Regions from separate parts of the Homo sapiens genome. Here region 1 is linked to region 2. A link is a loop called in an ENCODE intact Hi-C map of the cell type or tissue named here. Cell type or tissue: PC-9. All regions are shown on one strand. Links, peaks and the distances in the headings refer to the core of each region. The heading gives the core; the rest is flanking DNA. Region 1 holds the start of MEIS3 (Meis homeobox 3). Region 2 holds the start of LOC124904730 (a long non-coding RNA gene).

Region 1 (14,700 bases), core at 2,257-10,256, 270 kb before region 2:
CCGCACCCAACCTGAAGTCCAAGGTAAGACAATAGGCCCACGGCATGGTGGCTCACGCCTGTAATCCCAGCACTTTGGGAAGCCAAAGCAGAAGGGTCGCTTGAGCCTAGGAATTCAAGACCAGCCTGGACAACATAGCGAGTCCTCGTGTCTCCACAAACTTTAAAAGTTAGCCAAGCGTGGTGGCATGTGCCTGTAGTCCCAGATACTCAGGAGGCTGAAGCAGGAGGATTGCTTGAGCCCAGGAGGTCGAGGCTGCCGTGAGCTAGGACTGCACCACTGCACTCCAGCCTGAGTGACAGAGAAAAACCCTGTCTCCCCACTACCAAAAAAAAAAAAAAATCGACCTTTGGCTTTAGGCCTTGATGAGAACAGGTTTGTGGAAGGTGTAGGGGCAGACGGTGCACTGATCTGCAGTGGGAGGTGGGGAAATTGAGTCAGGGCATGTAGATCACTCTCTGGAGAGTCCTGATGTGAGGAGGGGAGGTTGCTGGAGGAGCAGTAGAGGGCATTGACTACAGGGGCACAGGAAAGCAAGGGAGGCCTGTGCTAACAGCAGCTGGCAGTGATGGGGACCCCCCCAAGCATGATCTGCTTAAACCTATTGCCAGTTCTATACATCACCCCATTCCACGGAAGAGGAAACTAAGGCTCAGAGAGGTGAAGCAATGTGCCCAAAGTTTCACAGGTAGAAGGGCAAAGATGGGACAGGATGAGTTCCACGATGTAGAATGGGACAAGGGACACCTTCAAATTTTTTTTTTTTTAGATGGAGTTTCACTCCTTTTGCCTAGGCTGGAGTGCAATGGCGCGATCTCGGCTCACTGCAACCTCCACCTCCCGGGTTCAAACGATTTTCCTGCCTCAGCCTCCCAAGTAGCTGGGATTACAGGCGCCCGCCACCACACCTGGCCAATTGTTGTATTTTTAGTAGAGACAGGTTTTACCATGTTGCCCAGGCTGTTCTCAAACTCCTTTGAACTCCTTACCTCAGGTCATCCACCCACCTCAGCCTCCCAAAGTGAACTACTGTAATCCCAAAGGATTACAGGCGTGAACCATCGTGCCAGGTCTGGGACACCTTCATCTTAACAAATGCAAACAAAGGGGGTGTAGAGTCTTGGTGCAGGAAGATGAGTAAGGTCTCAGCTGCAAAGAGAGACACATTGAGAGCTTGAGGCTTGGAAAACATGAGGACTTTCACACCTGTCCCGTCACCTCACCCCGAAGGTCATGATTCTCACCTGGATGCAAAGAGCTCTATGGGGTCAGCTTGGGAGTGATTAACATTGTCCTGGGAGGCAGCATAGTGTAGCGGCTGACTTTCTCTGTGCCTCAGTTCCCTCATCTGGAAAATGCGTGATGATGATGCTAACAGTACCTATGTCACAGGGTTGTCGTGGGGATTAAATGAATATATATTAGCCTCCCAGGCCGGGTGTGGTGGCTCATGTCTGTTATCCCAGCACTTTGGGAGGCCAAGGTGGGAGGATTGTTTGAGCCCAGAAGTTCGACACCAGCCTGGGCAACACAGTGAGACCCCATCTCTACTAAAAATAAAAATTATCTAGGCATCGTGGTGCACACCTGTAGTCCTAGCTGCTCCAGAGGCTGGGGTGGGAGGATCACTTGAGCCCACAAGGTTGAGGCTGCAGTGAGTCATGATCATGCCACTGCACTGCAGCCTAGGTGACAGAGTGAGACCCTGTCTCAAAAAACAAACAAATGAACAAAACCCAAGCAAAACCTAAAAGTCATCTGGAGGCAGAACTCCTTCTTCCTGGAGGGACCTCAGTCTTAAGGCCTTCAACTGATTGGATAAGGCCCACCCATACAATCTGCTTCACTCAAAGTCAATCGATATTAAATGTTAATCTCATTTTTTTTATTTTTGAGATGGAGTCTGGCTCTGTCGCCCAGGCTGCAGTGCAGTGGTGCGATCTCAGCTCACTGCAAGCTCCGCCTCCCAGGTTCACGCCATTCTCCTGGCTCAGCCTCCCGAGTGGCTGGGACTATGAGTAGCTGGGACTACAGGCGCCGGCCACCACGCCCGGCTAATTTTTTGTATTTTTAGTACAGACGGGGCTTCACCGCATTAGCCAGAATGGTCTCGATCTCCTGACCTTGTGATCCACCCACCTCGGCCTCCCAAAGTGAGCCACCGCGCCCGGCTATTAATCTCATTTTTAAAATACCTTTACAATGGCTGGGCGTGGTAGCTCACACCTGTAGTCCCAGCTATTCAGGAGGCTGAGGTGGGAGAATCGCTTGAACCCGGGAGGCAGAGGTTGCAGTGAGCCAAGATTGCACCACTGCACTCCAACCCGGGCAACAGAGCAAGACCCTGTCTCAAACACACACACACCCCTTCACAGCAACATCTAGGCTGATGCCTGAACATGAGGGCAGCACAGCCTAGCCACGTAGACACATATGATTCACCACCACGAGAGGTCCCTCTTTTCCCTTTGTTTCCTCTCTGCCCATCCATCATGCCCCCGCTGGCCACCGTCTTAGGCTGAGCACCAACAGAAGCCAGCCCACAGCAAGGATGGGAGGGAAATAGTTTATTTGTGAGGTGATCCCAGGAGGCACTGGAGGGAGATGGGAAAGAAAACCATTAAAGGTGGTGTTGAAGGCTGGGCGCGGTGGCTCACGCCTGTAATCCCAGCACTTTGGGAGGCCAAGGTGGGCGGATCACCTGAGGTCAGGAGTTCAAGACCAGCCTGGCCAACATGGTGAAACCCCATCTCTACTAAAAATACAAAAATTAGCCGGGCACGGTGGCAGGTGGCTATAATCCCAGCTACTCGGGAGGCTGAGGCAGGAGGATCACTTGAACCCAGGAGGCAGAGTCTGCAGTGAGCCGAGATCACACCACTGCACTCCAGCCTGGGTGACAGACCGAGACTCCATCTCAAATAAATAAATAAATAAATAATAAAGGCAGTGTTGAATGAGCAGGTCACCCTGTGGACAATGAGGTCTCCATCCTGCTGGGGACCTCTCAGGGAACTCTGGAGTTCCCCACCTGAAGACTTTGGGTTATGTATCCACTAACTCCTGTCTGATGGTGGCCCAGGACCTCTTTAGGGGTGCTGACTTCTAGCGCCTCCTACCCTGGTCTGGAAAGCATTCAGGGAAGGGTCGCAGGTGCCAGCGTGAGAGATGCTGTTGGGTCCTAGGTGGTATGAGTGGGTCAGAGACAGCCTCTGCTATGATTACTTCCCAGAACGGGGGTCTCACTACCTCCCTCTTCCAGTAAGGCAATGGGTGGCCACCAGCACAGCACTGACTGTGCCCAGGTTGCCCTCTCTCCTGGTCTGATGCCCCCAGCTCCCTCCTCGGCCTCTCCCAGGGAATCGGGAAGGGTTGGTACCTGGCATCTCCTCCACGTTCTGCCGTCCCCCTGAGGATTGAAATCAGACACTAGGGAGGACTTCCAGGCACACATGGCCAAAGGAGAGAGGGATGAGGCTCCAGGCTTCAGTGCCTCCCAAGGTACCTCCTCACTCTCTCCTTCTCGCCACCTTTGCCTCCCGTTCCCTGCCTGCTCCCTGCAATTCTCTCCCTGGGGAAGTGCGGGGAAGGGAATGTCATGGGTGGTGGATTGAAAGGGGTAGGTGGGGTCAGTAGAGGGGGAACACAGACGGTGGAGGAGGTGGAGAAGGGACACAAAAAGAGGAGGGGAAGTTGGAGAGGGAGCAGAGAGCCAAGAACAAAACACAGGGGCCGGAGAGGCAGCAGAGACAGAGATACAGACAGGATGCAGAGAAGATGCAGACGGAGGAAGCCCAGAGACTCAGAACACAGCACCAGGGAGGAGAGCGAGGTGGGGAGCGGGGCGGGGCGGGCGTCCCAGGGCGCCAGGGCAAGACCCTCACCCCATTCCCAGCACACAAAGCCAGTGAGGCCAACGCCGAGGGTACTCTCAGAGACCAGAGATTTAAAAGGCACGGCTGGGCCGACAGAGCCCATGGCAGACAGAGGGACATGGAGAGACAGGGAGAGAGACACACAGAGACAGAGGGAGAGACAGAGAGAGATGGAGAGACAGAGAGAGATGGAGAGACAGAGAGAGAGGGAGGGACAGAGAGAGAAATGGAGAGACAGAGAGAGACAGAGACAGAGAGAAATGGAGAGACAGAGAGATGGTGAGACAGACAGAAATGGAGAGACAGACCCCAAGAGGGAGAGACAGAGAGAGATGGAGAGAGAGGGAGAGACAGAGAGAGAGGGAGAGAGAGGGAGAGACAGAAAGAGAGAGACAGAGAGAAATGGAGAGACAGAGAGGGAGAGATAGAGATGAAGAGACAGAGAAGGAGAGACACAGAGAGAAATGGAGAGACAGAGAGCAAGAGGGAGAGACAGATGGAGAGAGAGGTAGAGACAGAGAGATGGAGAGACAGAGAAAGAAATGGAGAGACAGAGAGGGAGAGACAGAGATGAAGAGACAGAGAGAGAAGGAGAGACAGAGAGAGATAGAGAGACAGAGATGGAGAGACAGAGAGAGATGGAGAGACAGAGAGATGGAGAGACAGAGAGAGAGGGAGAGACAGAGATGGAGAGACAGAGAGAGAGGGAGCAACAGAGAGATGAAGAGACACAGAGAGGGAGAGACAGAGGGAGAGACAGAGTGGAGAGACAGAGAGAGAGATGGAGAGGCAGAGAGGGAGAGACAGAGAGAGATGAGAGACAGAGAGGGAGAGACAGACGGGCAGAGACAGAGAGATACAGTTATAGAGAGACACAGAGACAGAGTCAGAACTGGAAAGAGACTCAGTAAGAGAGAGACAGAGACAGAAGGAGAGAAGGAGAGAGGGTGAGGAAAAGGAGGATGAGGAGGAGGACGGACCGGAGACAGGACCCAGAGGCACAGCGAGAAACTGGCAGAGGAAAGCAGATTCCAACAAAAAAGACGGAGAGGGCGAGGAGAGATAGAAAGGGAAGGAAAAGAGGGAGAGAGGGGTCTCGGTGGGAGCCGCAGCCTGTGCCCCGCCCCCCGCCCGGGTCAGGCCGGGTCCTTCCCGCCACCGCTGAGCCGTGGCTAATGGTATGATTGCTTGGTGGGGCGGGAGGGGAAGGGGGCGGCAGGCATTTGTCAGGGCCGGTGACGAATGAGCCACAGGAGTCTGGGCTCGGGTGATGGATGGCGTGGCCAGCGGGCGGAGGGGCGGGCGCAGGGGTGGGCGCCCCCACCAAGATAAATGTTTCCTTCTCCTGGAGCTGGGCCAGGCAGCGGGAGGACGGGAAGGGGGCGATGTATTTATGAAGGGCCCGGGTGGAGGAGAGGGGAGAGAGCCAGGGAGACAGAAGCCCAGGGAGGATACGGTGGGGGGGACAGGGAGGCGGAGAGAGGGAGAGGAAGGAGGGAGAAGAGACAGAGGCCCCTGGAGAGAGAGACCGAGAAAGATGGAGAGAAAGAGAGATAAGAAAGATGAGGCAGAGAAGACATCCAGACAAAGAGACACAGAGATACAAGAAAAAAAAAAAAAGCCAGGAGACAGACAGACAGACACAGCCCAGGTGACAGACAGACAGACATAGCCCAGGCGGAGATGGAGACAGAGACGGCCTGTCTTTTAGGGTCCCTTCTTCCCCCACCCTCCTGAGCAGAGACACAGATTCTCAGAGAGAGCCTGGAATGAGGAGGAGGAAGCAAACCTGGGCCCCCAGAAGGAGAGAGACAGACACAGAGCGGTTGATAAAGAGGGGAAACCGAGGCAGGAGGCTAGCAGGCCCGAGAGAGAGGACAGGAGGAACCCAAGGTGGATCCTCGTTCATTCGGTCTGCTCCTGTAGGCTTTCAGAGGGGATCCTGGGGACCACTGCGGATCCCCGGGGGACGTGGCTGCCTGGTGGGCATAGCCCCAGTGGTCGGTGCTCAGGTTGGGGCACTGAAGGGCCAGTCCGCTGAGAGATCGCCCAGCCCGTGCTGGGGAGACCCATGAGGTCCCCCAGATCTACTCATAGAGGGCTCCACGCTTCCCGTCTGTAAAACAGGTGCAGGACAGGGCTAGAGGGCGGAGACCCCTGCAGACTGGGAGCTGGGGTCACTCTGATGCCACCCAGGGAGCCACTCAGCCGGGCAGGGAAGACGCTTCCAGACACTGTCACAGGGAGGCCCAAGCACACCCTCGAAGAGCCGACAGGCAGCCGCGACGCAGTGACACAGGCACCCCCGCTCCAGCACCAGGCCTGGCCGCCACCTGCTCCCTCCCCCTGGGAACAGAAGGGTCCCAGGACTATTTAAGGGAGACAGCCAGGAAGAGAGAGAGAGAGAGAGAGAGAGAGAGAGAGAGTGTGTGTGTGTGTGTGTGTGTGTGTGTGTGAGAGAGAGAGAGAGAGAGCGAGAGACAGAGACGGACAGACAGACGGATGGACAGACAGAGGGAAAGACTGGAGGAAGAGCCTCAGAAAGCCGGAGCCTCCCCCCTGCTCCCTCCGTCCCCCGCCGGCATCCTCCATCCTCCCCCAATCAATTTCTCTCCCACACACTTATTTCTCCCTTCCCAACAGCTCGTCTCTTTCTTTAATTAGAAAGATTTATGCTTCAGAGTCCAAGCCCCCTGCTCTTGTTTTGGGGGTGGCAGGGACGACTCCAGGGTCTCTATTGGAGCTCCTGTCCCCCACTCCCTCCCCCTCCTGTCTGTCTCACTCTGTCTGCACCTCTCTCTCTCTCTCCTCCCACCCGCGTCTGTCTCTGTCTCTCTCTCTCTCTGAATCACACCGTCACTGGAGTTACCTCCCTCCCCACTCCAGTTAGGCCCCATCCCCATCCCAGGTGCCCCCTCCCTCCCTTCCTGCTCTGTCCACGCCCCCCACCACTGGCCGTCAGATGAGGCCGCACTTGCTCCTCTAGGTTTCAGAATCAGCCTGGGCTAAGGGGACCTTAGCATGCACCACCCCCCAAAAAAGCAAATAGAGCCAGAGACTCCTAACCCTTGCATCCCTCACCCCAAGTCTTGGCTGAGGGTGAGGTGGGGGTGGAGCAGACCAAAGGGCCTTGTGTCTTTAATTAAAAAGTGATTTAAATTAATTTTCTGCTCCAAAACCCCTATCTGGGGTGCGCCGGCCTTGAGGAAAGGCAAGGCCTCCAGACCCTTCCCCTCGGACTGCCTTAAACGGCCAGCCTCACCGCAGGACAGCCACGGGGGCAGAGCCCGCCGGCATGGGGACCCCCAGACTCAGCCAAGACCCTGAGTCCTGGCACCCTCTAGCTTAACTGTTTCTCCGTTATCCACAGCCCACCCCCGCCGCCCCCAGCGCACTGCCCATCCTGCAGAGGGGGAATCGAGCCTCAGAGAGGGGAGAGCCTACGGTGGGACCAGACTCCAGATTCCCACGTGACCCCTGGAGATGGCCAGGGAGGGGGTCCGTGGTGTGTCCAGGGGGCTCGGAGAACAGAGAGCCAGAGGAGAGAAAGGACGGGAGAAGCGGAGACAGAGAGAGACAAGGAGAGAGAGACTGGGAAAGAGGGAGACTGAGAAACCCGGAGCAGGAACCCCAGCCCTGGGTAGGAGAGGAGGGGCCTGGGGGCACCAGGGCCGCGGTCTCTTCCTCTCCTCCCCCCACAGCCTGCCCCTCCCCGACTCCCACCGGAAGTGCTGCTGCTGCCCTAACCCCAATCCCTCGTGCTGTAGCTCTGCAGGCTCACTCTGGCTCATCCCCTATCCCGCTCCTTGGTGGTTCTGTTTAATTTCCACAAGACAAGGGAGAGACCGGGAACGGGGAGCGCGGCTGCCAGCACCCCTGAGCCGCCGCCGGACCCTCCGTCGCCCCGGGCCGCCCCCCGCCCCCTGCGGTCCCCGGTGTGTCCGTCTCGGGACGGTTCGATTCCCTCCAGAGCCGGGGAAGGGACGGGGGGGGCCCAGAGGAGGGGGCCTCGGGCGCCCCGCCTGCGCCTGCTGCCCCCGCCCCGGCGGCGATGCGCTCCTGGCCGTGACCCCCGCTGGGGGCGGGGGCCGGGGTCCATGCGCGGAGTCCCCACCCGGCCCGGCGCCTGCCGCTGACGGCGGCGGGGGTGGGGGGGCGCGCGCCTGGCCTCCTGCCCACCCCCTGGCGTCAACACCGCGGGCCGTCAGGGGCTGCGGCCCCGGGCTGCGCCCTCCCCCGCGGCCAGGCTCTGGAGGGACCCAGGAGCTGCCGCCGGCCTCAGCCCATGGCCCGGAGGGTAGGTCTCGGGGCGGGGACCCCGCGTCCCGGCCGCTTCCGCACCCCCTGTCCCTGCATCCCCCACTCTCCGGCGCTGGCCCCCATTAGCCCATCCGTCCTCTACACCACCTCGCTCTCTCTCTGCCCCTCCCTCCGCCCCTGGGTCTCCCAGTCCCTGTGTGCCCCCTCTCTGCCCCCAAGTGTCTCTTCCTGGCCCTCGGCCTCGCCTCCTCCCCATCGTTTAGCTTCTCCTTCTCCCTGCCCCTCTGTCCCCCTCTGTCTGCCCCACTCTCCTCCTCCTTTCTGCCTCTCTGTCCCCCTCTCTCTGTCCCTGGTCTCCCCCCTCTTTCTGCCTCTCTATCCCCCTCTCTCTGCCCTCCCCCACCCGCAGTCTCTCTCCTCTGTTCCTGGGCTTCCTCCTCCATCTCAGCCGCCCGCACCTCACCGTCCCCCCTTTTTTCTGCTCTCCTCCGTCCTTCCCTTCGCTCTACTTTTGTTCCAAGCCGCCCCTGCCTCTCCAGGGCTAGGAGTGGGACAGGGGTGGGAGAGGTGGTCTCACCAGGCTGCTGGCCCCACGGAGCCTGTCTCCCTGGGGATGGGAACGGGGATAGAAGACAGGGGAGGAGGCGCGCGCCCGTTTTGGGGGTTCCGGGTAGGCTGTGAGGACCGCTTTTGGTGAGAGTGCCTTGAGCAGCGGGGAGCAGTTGGATTCAACTTCAGGGCACAGGAGAAGTTAGGAGAAGAGGGAGAGGGAAAGAGTGGGACACACAGAACCAGGGTGCCCAGCCAGGCGAGGGTCCGAGGCAGGAACGTTCTAGCCTCTTCCCGTGCGAGTCCTGCTGCCTCTTTGAGCCTCCGTGTCTTCATCACTGAGGAAGGGATTTGACCTGATGAGAGGAAGGTGCCCCTGGCTTCCCAGGTGCATGGTTCTGTGACGACAGGACGCGGTCGTCCTACCCCATAATGGTGTTTCTCTTGGGTGCGCAATCGTGTCTGTATGGTGGTGCGGAGTGACCCTCTCCGGCAACAAGTGCTCACAGCATGAGCCAGGCCCTGTGCTAAATGCCTCATTCATTCATTCATCCATGTGCCAAATGTCTCAATCATGCATTCATTCTTGTGCCTGGTGTTGGGCTGTGTGCATGTGTGTGTGCATGTGTGTGTGGGGGGGGGGATTTGGGTGTGACTGACACATGAGTGTGCACGTGGGTTGGTGTGTATGGCTGTGTCTACATGTGTGGTAGATTCACGTGGCGAGTGGAGTGTGACATGTTGTTGAGACTTACTCTGATGCGCTTATCTGCCAACTGTGAAATGAAATAGAAGACAGGGAGGCTTCGTATGTGTACTTTGTGTACAACAATGCGCGGTTCCTACAGGAGGTGTCCATGGATCTCCCTCTCTGTCTGTCTCTCTCTCTGTCTCTGTCACTGTCTTCTCACGCCACTTTCTCCATCTCTTTTCCCTCCCAGCCAGACCCTGCCGTCTCTCCCTCTGGGTCCTCCTGCCCACATGTCAGGAATCTCTGCCTGGACGGGGTCCTCACTCCCCACCGAGGCAGCTCCAGGGGACCTGGAGGGCTTCAAGCTTGGGGGCTCAGACACCTGGGGACCACAGGCAGGTTTCTGGGACACAGAAGGGCATCTCCTGGGTTCCAGGATAGAGAAGCTCCTCAGCCGAGTCTCGGGGTGCTGACCCCTCCCTGGGGCTCCGCCCTTCTCTTCTCACCTTCCCCCAGTATGATGAGCTGCCGCACTACCCAGGCATCGTGGATGGCCCCGCAGCCCTGGCTAGCTTCCCAGAGACAGTGCCCGCAGTACCAGGGCCCTATGGCCCGCACCGGCCTCCCCAGCCCCTGCCCCCAGGCTTGGACAGCGACGGCCTGAAGAGGGAGAAGGATGAGATCTATGGGTGAGTGGGGCCGGGTCTCAGGCTCCTGTCTCTCTCTCTCTGTCTTTCTGCTTCTTTGCTCCCTGGGTCTGCTTCTGTCTCTCTCTGTGTACGAGTCTCTGTCTCCTTCCCTCTCTGGGTCTCTTGTCCCCTCCCCAGCTGTTCTGCATCTTGGCAGCCCCTCCATCCACCTCCCAGCCTCTCCCTCAACCTCTCTCCTTTCCTGCCTCCCCAGACACCCGCTCTTCCCCCTCTTGGCCCTGGTCTTTGAGAAATGTGAACTGGCTACATGCTCTCCCCGTGACGGGGCCGGAGCTGGGCTGGGGACACCCCCTGGAGGTGACGTCTGCTCCTCTGATTCCTTCAACGAGGACATCGCTGCCTTTGCCAAGCAGGTGGGCACCTCCCACCCACCACACACCGAGTCAGAGAGCCAGCGAGGAGGGGTGGGTGGAAGGCGGGACATCCCCCTGCCGGCCTCTCTCTTCCCTCCCAGGTTCGCTCTGAGAGGCCCCTCTTCTCCTCCAACCCAGAACTGGACAATCTGGTGAGACCCGAGCCCTCCCCCACACCCCCTCCTCCAATGGGTCTCCTTCCCTGACGCCCCATCCCTGGGGTTGGTGGGGGGGGTGCAGAGAGAAGGCCACCTGGTCCATGTCCCCAAACCGTCATGATTGTTGCCCACGTGCCGTGTGGTACAGCCTAGAGTCTGAGAACGGGACCCATGGCCCGAGTTCAAATCCCAGCTCTGCCACTCACCAGCTCTGTGACCCAGGGCAAGTCACTCTGCATCTCCGTGCCTTGGTGTCCCGTCTGTGAAGTGTGGCTGGTAGTAATGTCTGTCTTGGAGGGCTGCTGTGGGGGTTTAATGAGTGAATGCGATTCAAGTGCGTGGAACAGCACCTGGCACAGAATAGGGCTCAAAAAGTGTCTGATGTTCCATCCGTCAGAAGATCAGCACCTATGCCAAAGTGAGCGCAGGGACTGCTGCCCAAGGAGAGGAGGCTGGGTGCGGCAGCTCACGCCTGTAATGCCAGCACTTTGGGAGGCCAAGGCCAGGAGATAGCTTGAGGCCAGGGATCGAGACCAGCCTGGGCAACGTAGCGAGACCCCACCTCTACAAAAACATTTAATTAGCGGGGTGTGGTGGCATGCACCTGTGGTCTCAGCTACTTTGGAGGCTGAGGCGGGAGGATCGCTTGAGCCCCAAGAGGTCGAGGCTGTAGTGACCCTTGATCAGCTCCACTGCATACCAGCCCAGGCAACAGGGCAAGACCCTGTCTCTCATAGAGAGCTAGAGAAAGAGAAAGAAAGAAAGAAAAAGAGGGCCGGGTGCGGTGGCTCATGCTTGTAATCCCAGCACTTTGGGAGGCTGAGGCAAGCAGATCACCTGAGGTCAGGAGTTCGAGACCAGCCTGACCAAATGATGAAACCCTGTCTCTACTAAAAATACAAAAATTAGCTGGGCACAGTGGTGCACGCCTGTAGTCCCAGCTACTCAGGAGGCTGAGGCAGGAGAATCGCTTGAACCTGGGAGGCAGAGGTTGCAGTGAGCCAAGATCACACCACTGCATTCCAGCCTGGGCAACAGAGCAAGACTCCATATCAAAAAAAAAAAAAAAAAAGAGAGAGAGAGAGAAGAAAGGAGGGAGGAATACCCAGCTTCTCCCATCCTTTGCTCCCCAAGCTCTTGCCAGGGCTTCCTATTGGCCAAACCCTTTGGCAAGTGTTCTGGGAAATGTAGCTTGCAGGTGGGTGGGGCCTGGAGCTGGGGGCCAACAGGCAGAGGATGGGAATGCCAGTCAGCATGGCTCACCTTAGCTCTCCCCGCTTGTGATGGGTCCTTTTTCGTCTCTTGCTTCTCTCAATCTAACATCTGCTCTTTCCTTAATTCTGGGCTGCATCTCTGTTCTCTCTTTCCCCCTTGCACCTGGTGTCTTTGTCTCTCTTTGCTGCATCTCCCTGTCCCTGTCATTTTGTCTCACTCTTTCTGTTTCTCTGTGTCTCCTCTTCCTCCTTCTCTTCCTCTTCCTTCTTCCTCCCTGCTCCCTCCCCCAATTCCCTCTGTCTCCCCCCACCTCCCGCCCACGTTTTCAGATGATCCAGGCCATCCAGGTGCTGCGGTTCCACCTGCTGGAGCTGGAGAAGGTGAGCGCGTCTCACCTCCCCACACCCTCACTTGCCCCTGTCATCCCACCCCCTCTCGTCGCCTCTGCCCCCCACCTTCCAGCTCTCTCCCCACCGGAGTTGAAGCAGAATGCCGCCCCCGTCCCTGAGCACCCCCGCCCTGCCCCCGTGGGTGGCCCCCCCCAGTACCCCGGTGCCCCCCCAGGTCCACGACCTGTGCGACAACTTCTGTCACCGCTACATCACCTGCCTCAAGGGAAAGATGCCCATCGACCTGGTCATCGAGGATCGGGACGGCGGCTGCAGGGAGGACTTCGAGGACTACCCAGCCTCCTGCCCCAGCCTCCCAGACCAGGTGGGCCCGGGACGGGCACCAGGCATCGTCCTGCAGCCACAGCTGTGCCTGGACACCGCATGAGGGCGCATGTGCACTACACAGCCTCAGACGAAGCCACAGTCAGCCTGATCACAGGGCACGCATATGCACACAGCCACACACCCACTACACAACAGCTACGCAGACTCGGATGCGGCTGGGCAACAGTGCACAGACACACGCACACCAGCGGCTGCAGATGCCACCCACAGATTCAGCTACACCCACACAGGTCCACATACAGCCACACCAACTCAGCAACAGCCATTTCTGCTCACAGCCAGACAGTAGCGTCCACCGGGTACTCACACACGCCCCCCAGCCCAGCCATACGACAGCAGCATAGAACACACAGCCGGGTTCCGCACGCCGTTCTCAATTGAGTATGTGTCCACTGCATACACACACCCGCTCCAGCCACACAGATGGACATAGAGCCAAACAGCCCCAGGTACTGCCCGGCAAACTCAGATATAACCACACTTGGGCCCGGACTGACCACGGTGCCCTCTTGCACACACGTGACCCTGGCCACATCACAGTCGGGCTGCAGCCGAGATCACACGCACACACCACTCACAGCCACATGGCCCCAGACTCATCTACGCAGACTTGGAAATAGACTCACAGGCTCAGATGCGGCCACAAAGAATCAAACCCAGGCCGGGTGCGGTGGCTCTCACCTGTAATCCCAGCACTTTGGGAGGCTGAGGTGGGTGGATCATGAGGTCAGGAGATCAAGACCATTCTGGCTAACACGGTGAAACCCCGTCTCTACTAAAAATACAAAAAAAAAAAAAATTAGCTGGGTGTGGTGGCGGGTGCCTGTAGTCCCAGCTACTCAGGAGGCTGAGGCAGGAGAATGGCATGAACCCGGGAGGTGGAGCTTGCAGTCAGCCAGGATCGCACCACTGCACTCCAGCCTGGGCGACAGAGCAAGACTCCATCTCAAAAAAAAAAAAAAAGAATCAAACCCAGCAAAGCAACTCAGTAAGGTGGCACCATCTCAGACGCAGCCTCACTACAGTTTTATCCACTTAGGACACCAGACGGAAAACACACACAGCACAGCCGTGTGGATCCCGACTTGCCACAGCTCCATACAGAGTACAGGGGCAAAGCCTTGAGAAGTCGCATGAGAGCCACACTCAGGCAATCCTACTGTGAACACACCTGGCAATGACATCTTCACAGCACACGCACACCCACTCCACACCACCTCAGATACACTCCTATGACGACCACGCCACAGCCAGACCCACCCAGACACAGTCCCGGAGACATTTTTTTTTTTTTTTGAGATGGAGTCTTGTTTTGTCACCCAGACCGGAATGGAGTGCAGTGGCACGATCTCGGCTCACTGCAAGCTCTGCCTCCTGGGTTCAAGCTATTCCCCTGCCTCAGCCTCCCGGGTAGCTGGGACTACAGGTGCCCACGACCACACCGGGCTAATTTTTGTTCAGTAGAGACGGGGTTTCACCATGTTGGCCAGGCTGGCCTCGAACTCCTGACTTCAAGTGATCCTCCCGCCTCGGCCTCCCAAAGTGCTGGGATTACAGGCATGAGCCACTGCAGCCGGCCAAGTCCTGGAGCCTTATACCCACTCGCACAGGAATCGCAACAACAGTGTCACAAACAGGACAACCAAACCTTCAAACTGCAGTCACAGAAAGGAAAATGTAGACTGGTGATGGCTGGGCGCAGTGGCTCATGCCTGTAATCCCAGTACTTTGGGAGGCCGAGGTGAGCAGATCATCTGAGGTCAGGAGTTCAAGACCAGCCTGGCCAACATGGCAAAAACCCGGCTCTACTAAAAATACAAAACTTAGGCCAGGTGCAGTGGCTCACGACTGTAATCCCAGCACTTTGGGAGGCTGAGGTGGGCAGATCACGAGGTCAGGAGTTTGAGACCAGCCAGGCCAACATGGTGAAACCCCGTCTCTACTAAACATAAAAAAAACAAAAAATTAGACAGGCGTGGTGGCACGCACCTCTGATCCCAGCTACTCAGGAGGCTGAGGCAGGAGAATTGCTTGAACCCGGGAGGCGAAGGTTGCAGTGAGCCAAGATCGCGCTATTGCACTTCAGCCTGGGTGACAGGGCAAGACTCTGTCTCAAAAAAACAAACAAACAACAACAAATTAGCTGGGTGTT
Region 2 (14,700 bases), core at 3,541-11,540:
CCCGTTTCTACTAAAAATACAAAAATTAGGCTGGGCACGGTGGCTCACGCCTGTAATCCCAGCACTTTGGGAGGCCGAGGTGGGCGGATCACGAGGTCAGGAGATCGAGACCATCCTGGCTAACACGGTGAAACCCCATCTCTACTAGAAATACAAAAAAATTAGTCGGGCATGGCGGCGGGCATCTGTAGTCCCAGCTACTCGGGAGGCTGAGGCAGGAGAACGGCATGAACCCAGGAGGTGGAGCTTGCAGTGAGCTGAGATCGCACCACTGCACTCCAGCCTGGGCGACAGAGCGAGAGTCCATCTCAAAAAAAAAAAAAAAAAAAAAAAATTAGCTGGGCGTGGTGGCGCGCACCTGTAGTTCCAGCTACTCGGAAGGCTAACGCAGGAGAATCGCTTAAACCCGGGAGGCGGAGGTTGCAGTGAGCCGAGATCGCACCATTGCACTCCAGCTTGGGTGATAGAGTGAGACTCTGTCTCAAAAAAAAAAAAAAAAAAAAAAAAATGCAGGATTTTGAACCTCTCTGGCCTGAGGGTTCCAATCCAGGCAACTGAGTGACTTACTTCTAAATATTTCTGGGCAAGTCTATTGTCTTCTTTGGTATTCTGTTCTCTCAGCTTAGTTCAAATAACCTAAACCGTGAGAATTAATATACTAGAAGGTTAATTCATTTCATTGGTAACAAAGGTTACTTCAATTACTCTTTTTTAAAATGGAAACAATCAGGCTGGAAGCTGTGGCTCACGCCTATAATCCCAGTACTTTGGGAGGCCAAAGTGGGCGGATCACTTGAGGCCAGGAGTTCGAGACCAGCCTGGCCAATATGGAGAAATACCGTCTCTACTAAAAATACAAAAACCAGTCGAGTGTGGTGGCACACACTGGCAGTTCCAGCTACTCCGGAAGCTGAGGCAGGAGAATTGCTTGAACCCAGGAGGCAGAGGCTGCAGTGAGCTGAGATTGTGCCACTGCACTCCAGCCTGGGTGACACAGCAAGACTCCATCTCAGAAATAATAATAATTTTTAAAAATTAAAAATTAGCCAGGTGTAGTGGATGTCTGTAATTCCAGCTACTTGGGAGGCTGCAGTGAGCAGTGTTTGAACCACTGCACTTCAGCCTAGGTGACAGAGTAGTCAGACCCTGCTTCAAAGAAAAAAAAAAAAAAAGGAAGAAAATAATCTCCAGGGTTGCTGGATTATGCTGCAGTTAACAGCCACCAGTACACTGAACAAATATTCCGTGGATATGACTGTGCTACACACTGGACTAGGAGTCTAGCAGTGAACAAGACTACCTTCCCCCTATGGAGCTTAAAATGGAAGCGGGGAGACAGAGACAAGCAACCTAAGGGCCACCAGCAGTGGAAACCAAGGTACCACATGAAAGAAAAAGAACTCGACTGTTTCTTTAATGACGGGTGTAAGAGAGGATGAGAAGGCTGTCAACAAATTGCTCAGAAAGAGGGAGTCAAAAGAATGAATCACTCCTCAACTGTGGAATTTCTCAACTAATTCATGAAAAGAGTATTAATAGTACTCCAAATTAGTCACCTATTTCAGGAGCAGAGGTAAAATTAAATCTGTATTTCTAGTACAGTCAGGAACAAACCCTACTTTGTCTTTAATTTTTAAAGAGCTATTACAGAGTAACCACTGTCAGGCATCTCATCATCTCTGGCAGCACCTAACACAGATAACTCACAATAAAGAAACGTGAACATGGGAGCATGACAGTGGCCTTTTATCCTAAAGGTTTTCCAGAATGATCCCGATGTTCACATATTTTATCCCACCATCCTCCTAATATGTCACGTTACCCTAGCAACTTCAGGGGTATCCCTCTTTGTAAATCATAGGGTGAGCCTATGCCCTTACCCACTGTCTATGCTCTCGCCCCTTCTTCCACAGCTGTGTGGCCTTGGTCAGGTCACTTAATTTCTCATAGCTTCTTTATCAGCTATAGATGGGGACAACAAGACTGGATGTGATTCCCTGCACTCAACACAGTGCCTTGCACACAGTAGGCATTCTGCAACTCATGGAAGGAGCTGGCTGCGGCAGTGAGGGCAGCCACAGCAACTCTGCCCCTACGTCCGTCTTTCGGTTTATCCTACTTCCTCGGACAGAGCACTGCTCTTGGCTCTGGTGCCTGGAAAGCTTGTCCCTCACATGCCAACACAAACAACTCTTCCTCTGGGAAACCTTTTTGGGCACTTCCTTACCACCACCTCATTGCTGTCTCCTCTGGCTCCTGCATGTCAGTGTCCATGTGAGGCTTGTGCCCGAGACCTGATTGTGACGAAATCCGTCTCAAATCTTCTCCTGAGCACCAAAGGAAGCAAACAAACTACTGAGCACCTATTTCTGGGCTAGGCATTTTCCTAAGCCCTTATTTATCAGAATGGCACAGGTGCTAGAAAGGCCCACCAGCTTCCTAGAGGGTGTGAAAACCACAGGCTGTTTTTCCTTTTTGTTTTTCAACGTTACTAATTTAGGAGCACAAAGTGTACCTTGAAGCAAAAGTGGCTTTACAACCTTTGGTTAAACCTAGGGAAAGCGGGGAGGGGAAGGGAACCCTAACCAGAAAACCTTTCACAGGAAACAGGAAGTAGCTGCTTCCCCACCCCCACCCTGCACTCTCTGAGCACAACCCAACTAGTTATTCTGTACAATTAGGCAAAAGGGCAGCATCTGAATCAAGGAATCTTTGGTGTTGGAAGAGAACCTTGAAATCACAGGGCCATCTGTGCCAAAACGGAAGGAGGCATGTTATTGCAAGGTGACAAAGCCATGGCCAAAACCCAGTCCAGCCCAGTCGGTCCGCAGGGCCCTTGGTGAGGCTGCACAAAGGCAAGGTTTGGAATCCCAGGGATTGTCAGCAGGAATGCACTGAATGCCTCGTAACCTTAAGGGCTTGGGGTTGGAATCCGAGCCTGCATTGTTCAAGTGTAACAGCTGACTAACAATGTCAGCTGGGGAATATTTTGATACCTTCCAGCTCAGCTCCACGTAGGAAGAGGCTGCACAAAAACCTCTGTGCCTGTAGGGCCCTCCGGAATGGTGGGCAAAGGCCTGGGCTGCCCACATTCTCCTCATAGCGAGATAAAGTGGTTCCCAAAAGAGGTTTCCAGATCCACCCCAGTGGGCACCATCAGAACTGACTCCAGGGAAACTTCCAGCTGTGAATGGCTAACAAAGCTAGGCACTCTCTCCATTTGAATGTGAAAGACCTGCCTCAATCAGAGAAGGCCCTTAAGCCATAAAACCCTTCACACCAAGGCCAAGTGTCACACTTGTAAGAGGGTGTGATTTATAAACTGACAGCACCCACAAAGCAGCTTTTGTACTCCTCCGTTTGTTAACAATTTATCTCCCCCCACCAAATTCACGGAGCTATTCAGATAAATCTTGACTGGGCCTCAAAAAGAAAGAAAGGCACCCAAGTTTTGGCCAAAACACCAAGGTTCACTCTGGATAATTATGGTTCTGTGAATAGACACTAAAATTAGGGCTTAATTCCTCTGTATCACACTTACAGCACCAAACTACTCCAACACAAACACAAAATGAGAAAGAAAATCTCCAACGCCGCCTTGCTGGAGAGTCTGAGAGTTCCACTTTTGTGGTTTTCTGCAGTCTCTTTTGTGGTTTCTGCACTCTTTAGAATCCCCTCGTTAGCGTAATTTAACTCAACATTCTGACCAGCTGTTTTTCTTTCTCAACATTTAAATCTACAAAGCAAAGAGTAAATATGGGCTTGGTCATGTCTTTCCTCTCAGTTCAATGAAACCAATTCTGGCCCCTTCATCTTGCTTTCCCCATCGCATGGTTCCCATCTCAGATTCCAGCACTAGCTACAGAAACCATCGTCTTCTGATCCCTTCTCCACTCCTTTCTATAAATGTAATTATTGCACCTAATCCAAATAGAGGCTGAGCCCCTAATATAAACTACATTAACAAATATGAATCTGAGGATTCATACCATCCTGGCCAACATGGTGGAACCCCATCTCTACTAAAAATACAAAAATTAGCTGGGTGTGGTGGCACACACCTGTAGTCCCAGCTACTTGGGAGGCTGAGGCAGGAAAATCTCTTGAACCTGGGACGTGGAGGTTGCAGTGAGCTGAGATTGTGCCACTCCAGCCTGGACACAGCAAGACAACATTGAAGGATTTTTCTTATTAAAGGTTATTTGGCAAAAGGAAAAAAACAGGCAAAGAAAACTTTTTTTTTTGGAGACAGAGTCTCGTTCTGTCGCCAGGCTGGAGTGCAGTGTTGCCGTCTCGGCTCACTGCAACATCCGCCTCCCCAGTTCAAGCTATTCTCCTGCCTCAGCCTCCCAAGTAGCTGGGACTACAAGCAACGCACCACCTTGCCCAGCTAATTTTTGTATTGTTAGTAGAGAAAATACAAAAAATTTTTTGTTTTGCTTTTTTTTTTTTTAGACAGGATCTTGCTAGGTGGCCCAGGTTGGGGTGCAGTGGTGTGACCATGGCTCACTGCAGCCTCCACCTCCCAGGCTCAAACAATCCTCCCAGCTCAGCCTATGAGTAGCTGGGCCTACAGGTGCTCACCATCACGCCAGACAAATTTTTACATTTTTTTTGTAGACACGGGGTCTTGCTACTGTAACCCAGGGCTGGTGTTTTGCTGCTTTAAAAAAAAAAGTTTTCTGGTCGGGCATGGTGGCTCATGCCTGTAATCCCAGCACTTTGTGGGGCTGAGGCAGGTGGACCACGAGGTCAAGAGATAAATACCATCCTGGCCAACATGGTGGAACCCCGTCTCTACTAAAAATACAAAAATTAGCTGGGTGTGGTGGCACACACCTGTAGTCCCAGCTACTTGGGAGGCTGAGGCAGGAAAATCTCTTGAACCTGGGACGTGGAGGTTGCAGTGAGCTGAGATTGTGCCACTCCAGCCTGGACACAGCAAGACTCCATCTCAAAAAAAAAAAAAAAAAGGGTATGGGGCCGGGCATGGTGGCTCACGCCTGTAATCCCAGCACTTTGGGAGGCTGAGGCGGGTGGATCACCTGAGGTCAGGAGTTCGAGACCAGCCTGGCCAACATGGTGAAACCCCGTCTCTACTAAAAATACAAAAAAAAATTAGCCAGGGGTGCTACTTGGGAGGATGAGGCAGGAGAATTGCTTGAACCCAGGAGGTGGAGGCTGTAGTGAGCCGAGATCATGCCATTGCACTCCAGCCTGAGCGACAAGAAAAAATTCCATCTCACACACACAAAAAAAAAAGTTTGGGACAGAGCCTACAAAAGTTTGCATTTCTCATTGTCTTGAAAAATCCCATCTGGAATCACTGGGCCCACATTCCCTCACAGCAACAGCTGGCTGACACTAAGCTGTGGCAGCCTCCCTTTAGATGGGACAAGCACCCGCCCCACCCCTTCAAGAAGTGCTTGCTCTTATCCTTTTCAATCGTCATTGCCTGACCCCTCCAAGGCCCCAGGGTTTCTGACCTCTGCCCCCACGTTACACATACCTTTTTGACCATCGTTGTCTCAGAAGAATCAAGTTTTGCTCTCTTGGTGTCGGGCCCATCTTCTACTCCTTGGCTAACTTTGGCAACTTTAGTTTTCTCCCTAGAGGGTGACAAGGGGAGAGAATGTAATTTTACCCTAGGAATCATGTTATTGGAATCAAAAAAAGCCTCTCCAGGTCACAGATCGGGATGGTGGTTAAGGGCAAAAGCTTTGGAGTCAGATCTCGGTTCAAATCGAGCTCTGCCATTGATAACATGATGAGTCTGGTACACTGTTGGGCACTCAGGAAATTATTGTGGGAAAAACAGAGCAGCGTAAGTTGCTCAGCACACTGCTGGGCACACAGCTGCTCTCAATAAATCAAAGTGATTACTTTGTAAACACTCTACTTGAATCATGAAATAAATAGCCAAACTTGGCTGGGTGCAGTGGCTCACGCCTGTAATCCCAGCACTGTGGGAGGCCAAGGCGGGCGTGTCACCTGAGGTCAAGGGTTTGAGACCATCCTGGCCAACATAGCAAAACCCCGTCTCTACTAAAAATACAAAAAACTAGCCGGGCGTGGTGGTGGGCGCCTGTAATCCCAGCTACTTGGGAGGCTGAGGCAGGAGAATTGGTTGACCCCAGGAGGAGGAGGTTGCAATGAGCTGAGATCACGCCACTGTACTCCAGCCTGGGCAACTGAGTGAAAGTCTGTCTCAGAAAAAAAAAAAAAAAAAAAAAAAAAAAAAAGCCAAACTTAATTCTGCCCCTCTGCTGTGGGCAGCTTATGTTAAAATAATCTGGATTGCTTCCCACTACTATAACTTCTTTATAATATACCCAAAGAAGCCAGGCATGGTGGCTGTAATCCTAGTACTTTGTGAAGCTGAGGTGGGTGGACCACCTGAGGTCAGGAGTTCAAGACCAGCATAGCCAACATAGTGAAACCCCGTCTCTGCTAAAAATACAAAAATTTGCCGGGCATGGTGGCGGGTGCCTGCAGTCCCAGCTACTCAGGAAGCTGAAGCAGGAGAACCACTTGAATCCAGGAGGTGGAGGTTGCAGTGAGCCAAGATCGTGCCATGGCACTCCAGCCTGGGTGACAAAAGCAAAACTCCGTCTCAAAAATAATAATAATAGCCGGGTGCGGTGGCTCACGCCTGTGTAATCCCAGCACTTTGGGAGGCCGAGGTGGGTGGATCACCTGAGGTCCGGAGTTCAAGACCAGCCTGACCAACATGGAAAAACCCTGTCTCTACTAAAAATACAAAATTAGCCAGGCATGGTGACGCATGCCTGTAATCTCAGCTACTCCGGAGGCTGAGGCAGGAGAATGGCTTGAACCCAGGAGGCAGAGATTGTTCTGAACTGAGATGGTGCCATTGCACTCCAGCCTGGGCAACAACAGCAAAACTCCGTCTCAAAAAATAAAATAATAATAATAATAATATGCCCAAAGAACTAGATTATCCTAAAGCCATAAAACACTAGAGTTAGGAGATGTCTGGAACATGACTGTCCTTCCCCCATCTTGATTTTACAGGCAAGAAACTTGGAGACCAGAGAAATTTCAGTGACTTGCCTGAGAGGCTGAACAAGAGAAGAGTTCTCAGTCTCTTGGTAGGAAGCTCCTATCTCACAGAGCCTGTCTTTCCCTCTCAATTAGCAAGTTGGAGGGTTTTGGAGGGGGTGGTCAGAAACTGCAGCCAAAATACCTAACTCATATAGTTTTACAATAATGTATCATCTGCCATCTTTCACCTAGAGACTACAAAGTCAAAACACGGCAAGTCCTGTCATGTAAGAATTACCAAGTTCTGCAGCCTCAGTGTTCAAAATGAGAGGATGAGGTCTGTTTGTTCTACCAGAGGAGTCTCTCTGGATATTGGACACCTTTTCCAAGGTAGACTTTGGTTGAATATGCCTCCAGAATCGCCCAACTATTTTGTAATCATTTTACTATCTCTCAACTTGAAAACATGTCAGCAGACCAGGCGCAGTGGATCATGCCTATAATCCCAGCACTTTGGGAGGCCAAGGTGGGAGGATCACTTGAGCCCAGGAGTTCAAGACCAGCTTGAACAACATAGCATAGATCCTGTCTCTACACATAAATAAATACATAATTTAAAAAAAAAAAGTATAAAAAGGAGAAAATGTTATGTTCTCCCCTCCTCTCCCAACACTTACTCTACAAACTCATGCTCTCCTAGATTGGCAAATGTGTATCCATGGTAGCCAAAAACATCTCCTGTAAAGAACTTGATGCTATTTTTGTGACAGATCTGGTCAACTTTAACTATGACATCCCTGGAGCAGCAAGTCAGACACACCTGCAGAAAGAAAGAAATTGGCTGGGTTTGAGTTTTGCAAACTGTGAATCACTGCCCTGATGTCTAAATAAATCTTAATGAACAGTCTCTCTGGGCATGCTCAAAGCATGTTTCAAACTGGTACAACAGGTTCTTTGGGCCCTATGGCTAGAAGACAAAAGAAAAGTTGCAGGTTTCAATGTGTAGAAAATATAAGTTATGAGACCGTCACGTTCTGCAGCCAAAATAAAATGTGTTTAGCTAAAAAGTAAAAGCCATTCAACAAATGTTTTCTGTAATCCACGAACATATACACATTTCATAGTTCTCATAAAAAAAATAACTTAGCAAGTTGTTTCTATACTGCTAAATCTATTAAAATCCAAATAAGCTACAGGGACAAGCAAAACCAGTTTTTTAAATTGACCCAAAGGTCATGTTTAAATACAAGGGCTTTTTACCCCCCTCCTTTTGATTGATATGTTAAGATAAAGAAGATAAACAAGTCCTGTTGAGATCATTTTTCCACAGATTGCGGTGTGAAACTTTATCTGAATTTAAGGACAAAAGAAAAGGTTACAGACCAAGTGACCTTCCATTCAGGCTTAGACAATGAACTGGTGATCCACTCAGTGGAATTATCAGTGTTGCTCTGGGGCCTCCAGGTTGTATTCCAGTAAGTTGAGGTATTGGAAATGGCTAAGTTCTACTGCACAAAATACCATCTTTTCGGGAGAAGCTTTGTGATCATGGTCAAAAGACAACTTCCAAATTGCACATGCTTTCTCCTGAACAAAAGGACATTTTCACTTGATAGACCCTCTTTGCTGTTGTCTAGCAGCCTGAATACCGAAATAACACTCACAGAGAAATGTGTTCCTTTGGTGTTTCAAAGAATGCAGCCACCCAAGGAAAAATCCCATCTAAAAAGTAAGAAATCCACAGGTGAACATGCAACCAATTGATCAAATGGAACCCTGCAGAGTCTAAAGTAACTATAAAACCTGCAAGGACCAGCCAAACACGGCCTGCAAGGCGGTCAACATGGCCCCATGCACACGCATTACACAATCAACTGGCCTCACACTTCAGTTTTAACAAACCCTCTAACTCTACAAGTTCAAGGGACACCTGGCATAAAATAAATGTGGTTACTACAGATAAGAAAATGAAGACTTATGTCCAAATGGAAAGTGTCCCAATACCTCAAGTTAAAAAATAGAAGGGACTAGGAAAAAGAAAACAGGACAAATGCACAGATGATCCATCCTTCCAAGCCCATATTTGAACAGATGCACATATGAAATAGAAAAGTGTAAAAACGGGAGGCTGAGGCAGAAAACTGCTTAAACCAGGGAGGCGGAGGTTGCAGTGAGCCAAGATCATGCCACTGCACTCCAGCCTGGGCGACAGAGTGAGACTCCATCTCAAAAAAGAAAGAAAGAAAGAAAGAAAAGTGTAAAAAACAGGCCAGGTGCAGTGGCTCACACCTGTAATCCCACCACTTTGGGAGGCCGAGGCAGGTGGATTACCTGAGGTCAGGGGTTCAAGACCAGCCTGACCAACATGGTGAAACCCCATCTCTACTAAAAATACAAAAAATTAGCCCAGCATGGTGGTGAGTGCCTGTAATCCTAGCTACTTGGGAGGCTGAGGCAGGAGAATCACTTGAACCCAGGAGGCAGAGGTTGCCATGAGCCAAGATCGCACAATTGCACTCCAGCCTGGGCGACAAGAGCAAAACTCCATCTCAAATAAAAAAAGGTGCAAAAAAAAAAAACTACCCAACCCAAATTCTAACCTCTCATGTAACATACTGGGGCCTTTCATTTAAAAAACTAGTAGCTCATCTATGACTATTTCACATTTATCAAGATTTGTTAAGCTTTTCCAGAATGCAGGGAACTATGTCTGAAAGGTTGCAGATATTGACAAAGAATTTATCCTTTCACCTCCGCATAGATTTGGCAGTGAAACTAAATGAGGCTGGATATGCCTCATTTGACTTACGACTACAGTGATTTTTCTCTAGTTATCCATGGCAACATGGTCAATGTGACTGTGAGAAACAGACAGACAGACATAGATCAAGATCAGGTGTGCTTTTCTTAAGACAAAACACAAGCTGTAGTTTGATATTTCTAACAAAAAAATGCCGCTGCCACAGAAATTAATCACCAACTTGTTAAGTTTTCGGAAGAAAACATTTGCAATAACATGGATTAAAGTTATGTGCAAAGATTCTGGAAGGAAGACAAAACACCAAAGACGAAACCTGGCTGAGGGAACATATGCCCAGAGAAGAAGCCAGCAGACAGCAAGTCACCAACAACTACAGCAGATGCAACAGACTGGACCTCTCTAGCAACACATTCACACAATATACTAAGCCTAAACAATAGAACAGCTTATACATTTTCTTGGGAAAAAGCTCAGAATTTGATATTTGAATGCTCTCAGATTGCTTTGGGATTTGAAAGTATATACAACTAGCACCTTAATTTGTTTAATTCCCACAGCAGATTTTATAATAAGAAACTTACAGCATCGAATTGAGTGAAAAATGACTCTGGTTTCTTCTCTATATCCTCAGTGTCCACCTTCACATCCACCATGGGGTTGAGATTCTGAGCTCGCTCCAAAGAGGCTTCAGCCCTATTTCGGCCAACAGACCCAGTACGAATCAAGAACTGAGCTCCGGGATCTTCTGGAGTTACCTAGGAATAATACACATATTTTTTTAAGTCTTGTATTTTTAGGGAAAATAAATCTTAAAAAGAATCTTTAAATTTTAAAGGATAGCTAAAATACCTACCACCTAAATTTTTTTTTTTTTTTTTTTTTGAGACAGTCTTGCTCTGTCACCAGGCTGGAGTGCAGTGGCATGATCTCGGCTCATTGCAACCTCCGCCTCCTGGGTTCAAATGATTCTCCTCCTGCCTCAGCCTCCCAAGTAGCTGGGACTACAAGCACGCACCACCACAACAGCTAATTTTTGTATTTTTAGTAGAGACAGGGTTTCACCACGTTTGCCAGGATGGTCTCAATCTCTTGACCTCGTGATCCGCCTGCCTCAGCCTCCCAAAGTGCTGAGATTACAGGCATGAAACACTGTGCACAGCCCTAAAATGTATTACTGTTCCTGTAGCAATTTGCCTTATGCAGGCTTCCTTCTAAGGCTTTAAAATGACTTTAAACTTTTTTTAAACTGGTCATTGATGGTTAAAGAGCACCCCCTTGTGTTTATAAAGAAAATTCACTGTCAACAAAAAAATCCATGCTTTCTTCTTCTATGCAAATTTGTAACTGCTAACAAATGACTGATTAACAGTGGCAAGAATTGACTAAATACTTAGCATGTGCCCAACTATAAGCATTTGGGGAAATACACAAGTAGTTTAAAGGATTAAATCTCTGTCTTCCAGTGGTTTAAAACTAGACCAGTGTGGGCAGGGCACGGTGGCTCACACCTGTAATCCCAGCACTTTGGGAGGCCGAGGCAGGAGGATCACCTGAGGTCAGGAGTTTGAGACCAACCTGGCCAACATGGTGAAATGCCATCTCTACTAAAAATACAAAAATAAGCCAGGTGTGGTGGTGTGTGCCTGTAATCCCAGCTACCCAGGAGGCTGAGGCAGGAGAATCACTTCAACAGGGGAGGCGGAGGTTGCAGTGAGCTGCGATTGCACCACTGTACTCCAGCCTGGGCAACAGAGCAAGACTCCGTCTCAAAAAAAAAAAAAAAAAAAAAAAAAGTAGACCAGTGCAGCCTGGCACAGTAGCTCACATCTGTAATCCCAGCAATTTGGGACGCCAAAGCAGGAGGATCACTGCTTGAGGCCAGGAGCTCAAGACTAGCCTGGACAACACAGAGAGGCCCTCTCTCAAAAAACAACAAAAATTGCAACCTCATGAGAAAACTTAAAAAAAAAATCAAACTTGTGCAAAAATCAGACACAATTAAGAATGCTTGAAATGAACTTTTAAAAAACATAGATAGACTATGGCCAGGTGCGGTGGCTCACGCTTGTAATCCCAGCACTTTGGGAGGCCGAGGCAGGCAGATCACCTGAGGTCCAGAGTTCAAAACCAGCCTGACCAACATGGTGAAACCCCATCTCTACTAAAAATACAAAATTAGCCGGACGTGGTGGCACACGCCTGTAATTCCAGCTACTCGGGAGGCTGAGGCAGGAGAATCGCTTGAACCTGGGAGGCAGACGCTGCATTGAGCCCAGGTCGTGCCACTGCACTCCAGCCTGGGCAACAGAGTGAGACTCTGTCTCAAAAAAAAAAAAAAAGAACTCAGAGAGGTGGAGAGATGAGTGGGGACTGGAACAGAGGAATTATTTCACCCCTAAGGCTGAACATCAGCAGAGCAGAGCCTCAAAGACAGGATAATATAATCCCCTAATAGCCACCAGTAAGATTACAGATTCCATACTGCTCTCAAAGTATTTCTTCACACATCAAACATCTAATTTAACCATTAATCTCTGCAAATAACCTTGCCACCTTCACCAAGACTAGGTACAACAGAAGTAATCTCCCCTCAACACCTCCTACCAACCATCCACAGCACACTCTCTATCTTACTACCTTCTCCTCCAAGAAAATGAGCTGGCCCACTTCCCATTCTAGGCTAACCCTGTATCCTTGACCCATTCCATCCTGCTTCTTCAGGGATCTCATTATGTGCTGAGAAGCTGTACCACACAATGGTTAACAGTAAGGCTCTGAAATAATTCAGGCTGGATTCAATCTTTGATTCAAATCCTGGCTCAACAACTGTGTGAACCTCAGCAAGAATGTGGGAATCCCATATAAAACGAGGACATGGATAAAAACGTACAGTTGAGGGCCACGCGTGGTGGCTCACGCCTGTAATCCCAGCACTTTGGGAGGCCAAGGCAGGCAGATCACGAGGTCAGGAGATCGAGACCATCCTGGCTAATACGGTGAAACCCCATCTCTACTAAAAAATACAAAAAAATTAGCCAGGCGTGGTGGTGGGCGCCTGTAGTCCCAGCTACTAGGGAGGCTGAGGCAGGAGAATGGTGTGAACCCGGGAGGCAGAGCTTGCAGTGAGCCAAGATCGCGCCACTGCACTCCAGCCTGGGCAACAGAGCGAGACTCTGTCTCAAAAAAAAAAAAAAATACAGTTGAGGCTGGGCACGGTGGCTCACACCTGTAAACCCAGCAGCTTGGGAGGCTGAGGTGGGTGGATCACTTGAGGTCAGAAGTTCGAGACCAGCCTAGCCAACATGGTGAAACCCCATCTCTACTAAAAATACAAAAATTAGCCGGGTGTGGTGGCACACGCCTGTAATCCTAGCTACTTGGGAGGCTGAGACAGGAGAATCACTTGAACCCAGGAGGCGGAGGTTGCAGTGAGCCAAGATCTCACCACTGCACTCCGGCCTGGGCGACAAGTGAGACTCCATCTCAAAAAAACAAACAAAAAAAACATATAATTGAGCCCAGAAAGTTCAAGACCAGCCTGAGCAACAATCATGAAACCCAGTCTCTACAAAAAATACAAAAAATTAGCCAGGTGTGGTGGCGTGCACCTGTAGTCCCAACTACTGGGAGGCTTAAGTGGGAGAATACCCTGAGCCCAGGAAGTTAAGGCTACAGTGAGCCATGATCATGCCCACTGCATTCCGGCAAGGGTAACAGTGAGACTGCCTCAAAAAAAAAAAAAAAAAAAAAAAAAAAACCCATACACATACAATTATCATTTCATCACTATCAGTCCACAGATCACACCTTCCTTGCTTTGCTCTCCTCTCGTGCTACACATTCTAGTCTCAATTTGGGCCCTCTTAGGTGTGGCTGTCCCCAAGCTTCCATCTCAGAATTACTTATCTTTCCACTCTGTATAGCTCCATAAACCAACTCAATGCCTCTTTCAGTTTCTACCAAAATCTGCTGTTATTTTTCAAATCACTCTTTCTGGTGCAGATTTCTTCCTGATCCACCTGAGTCTTCTCTACTGTACTGCCCACCAGCCGTTTTCTCTCAGATATCCATAAACCCTACATGTCTGCCTGCTTCTGTGTGCTGTCTCCGGAGTCCACCAGCCACCCACCCAGTCACTCAAGCCAGAAGCCTCATCTTCATATCCTTGCTATTTCCATGAGAGTGGTCCATAGTGAGGTGGCTGAGAACATGGGCTCTGGAGTCAGATGCCTGGGTCCCGGCCGTACCACTAACTACTGGGGCCTTGGATGGGCCAGTACTTTTCTTCCTTTTACTCAGTTTTCCCATCTGTAAAACAGGGATGGTAATGGGTCCTTGATCTCAGATGTGTTGTGAGGACTCAATGAGATAATACAACTGCAGCTCTGAGAACAGTGCCTAGCCCCTTCAGTGTCAGCTGCTCTGGTTATTCCTGGCTTTCCTTAAGCTCCCATACACAGACCTCCCAATTCTACCACCTAAATCTATTTCTCACATCTGTGTGCTTCCTGCCATCCCTATCAGCAAGGCCACTTTCACCTCTCACCTAAACTACTAAAAACTGCCTTCTAAGTGGTCTTCTGCCCTGTATTTTGTGCCAACCATAGTTTATACAGTAATTACTGATCTACACATAAAGCCCAAAGCTAACCATGTCACCCTTCCTGTCATTTGAAACTCTTCAGTGAGTCTGCACCACCCAGAGGATTAAGTAAAAGCTTACAGTGGGGCTTCCTAGGAGCCCCTCCTGACTTGGACTTCACCAGCAACCTGTCCCTACCCACCACTTTGGGTCTCACACTCTAAAAACACCAAACTACTTTTAGCTTCCATTTCTACCACACTGTAGGGTGCCTTTGTGACACTGCTATGTCCCCTGCCTAAAACACAGGCTCTTATCTTGACAACCCTCCTTGTTCTTTAAGACTTAGCTC

The links. A loop is a pair of places that touch in the nucleus more often than their neighbours do. Peaks named below come from ENCODE experiments on the same cell type or tissue, not always from the same donor. Only the 100,000 strongest peaks of a DNase experiment are listed, where the experiment ranks them.
Region 1: it touches region 2 in a loop (19-fold over the local background); 6 of 110 quality-filtered maps call a loop at or near these places.

What each region holds. Positions count from the first base shown.
Region 1 is chr19:47,412,542-47,427,241 of GRCh38, reverse strand. MEIS3 (Meis homeobox 3) reads left to right here and starts at 7,715. Exons shown (of 13, transcript NM_001301059.2): 1 at 7,715-8,172; 2 at 9,892-10,064; 3 at 10,279-10,438; 4 at 10,540-10,590; 5 at 12,141-12,191; 6 at 12,376-12,525. The coding sequence starts at 8,161. RefSeq lists enhancers at 7,635-8,628, 8,629-9,621. In PC-9, for the core only: no CTCF peak of the experiment used is centred there; no DNase peak of the experiment used is centred there; H3K27me3 peaks cover 7,331 bases.
Region 2 is chr19:47,146,023-47,160,722 of GRCh38, reverse strand. SAE1 (SUMO1 activating enzyme subunit 1) reads right to left here. Exons shown (of 9, transcript NM_005500.3): 3 at 10,348-10,521; 4 at 7,683-7,825; 5 at 5,510-5,609. LOC124904730 (a long non-coding RNA gene) reads right to left here and starts at 4,053. Exons shown (of 2, transcript XR_007067277.1): 1 at 3,542-4,053; 2 at 1-2,327. RefSeq lists enhancers at 2,055-2,597, 2,598-3,139, 3,140-3,683. In PC-9, for the core only: CTCF peaks have their summits at 10,825 and 11,024 (motif pointing left); DNase peaks (open chromatin) are centred at 7,902, 8,282 and 11,032; H3K4me3 peaks cover 1,110 bases; H3K27ac peaks cover 4,554 bases.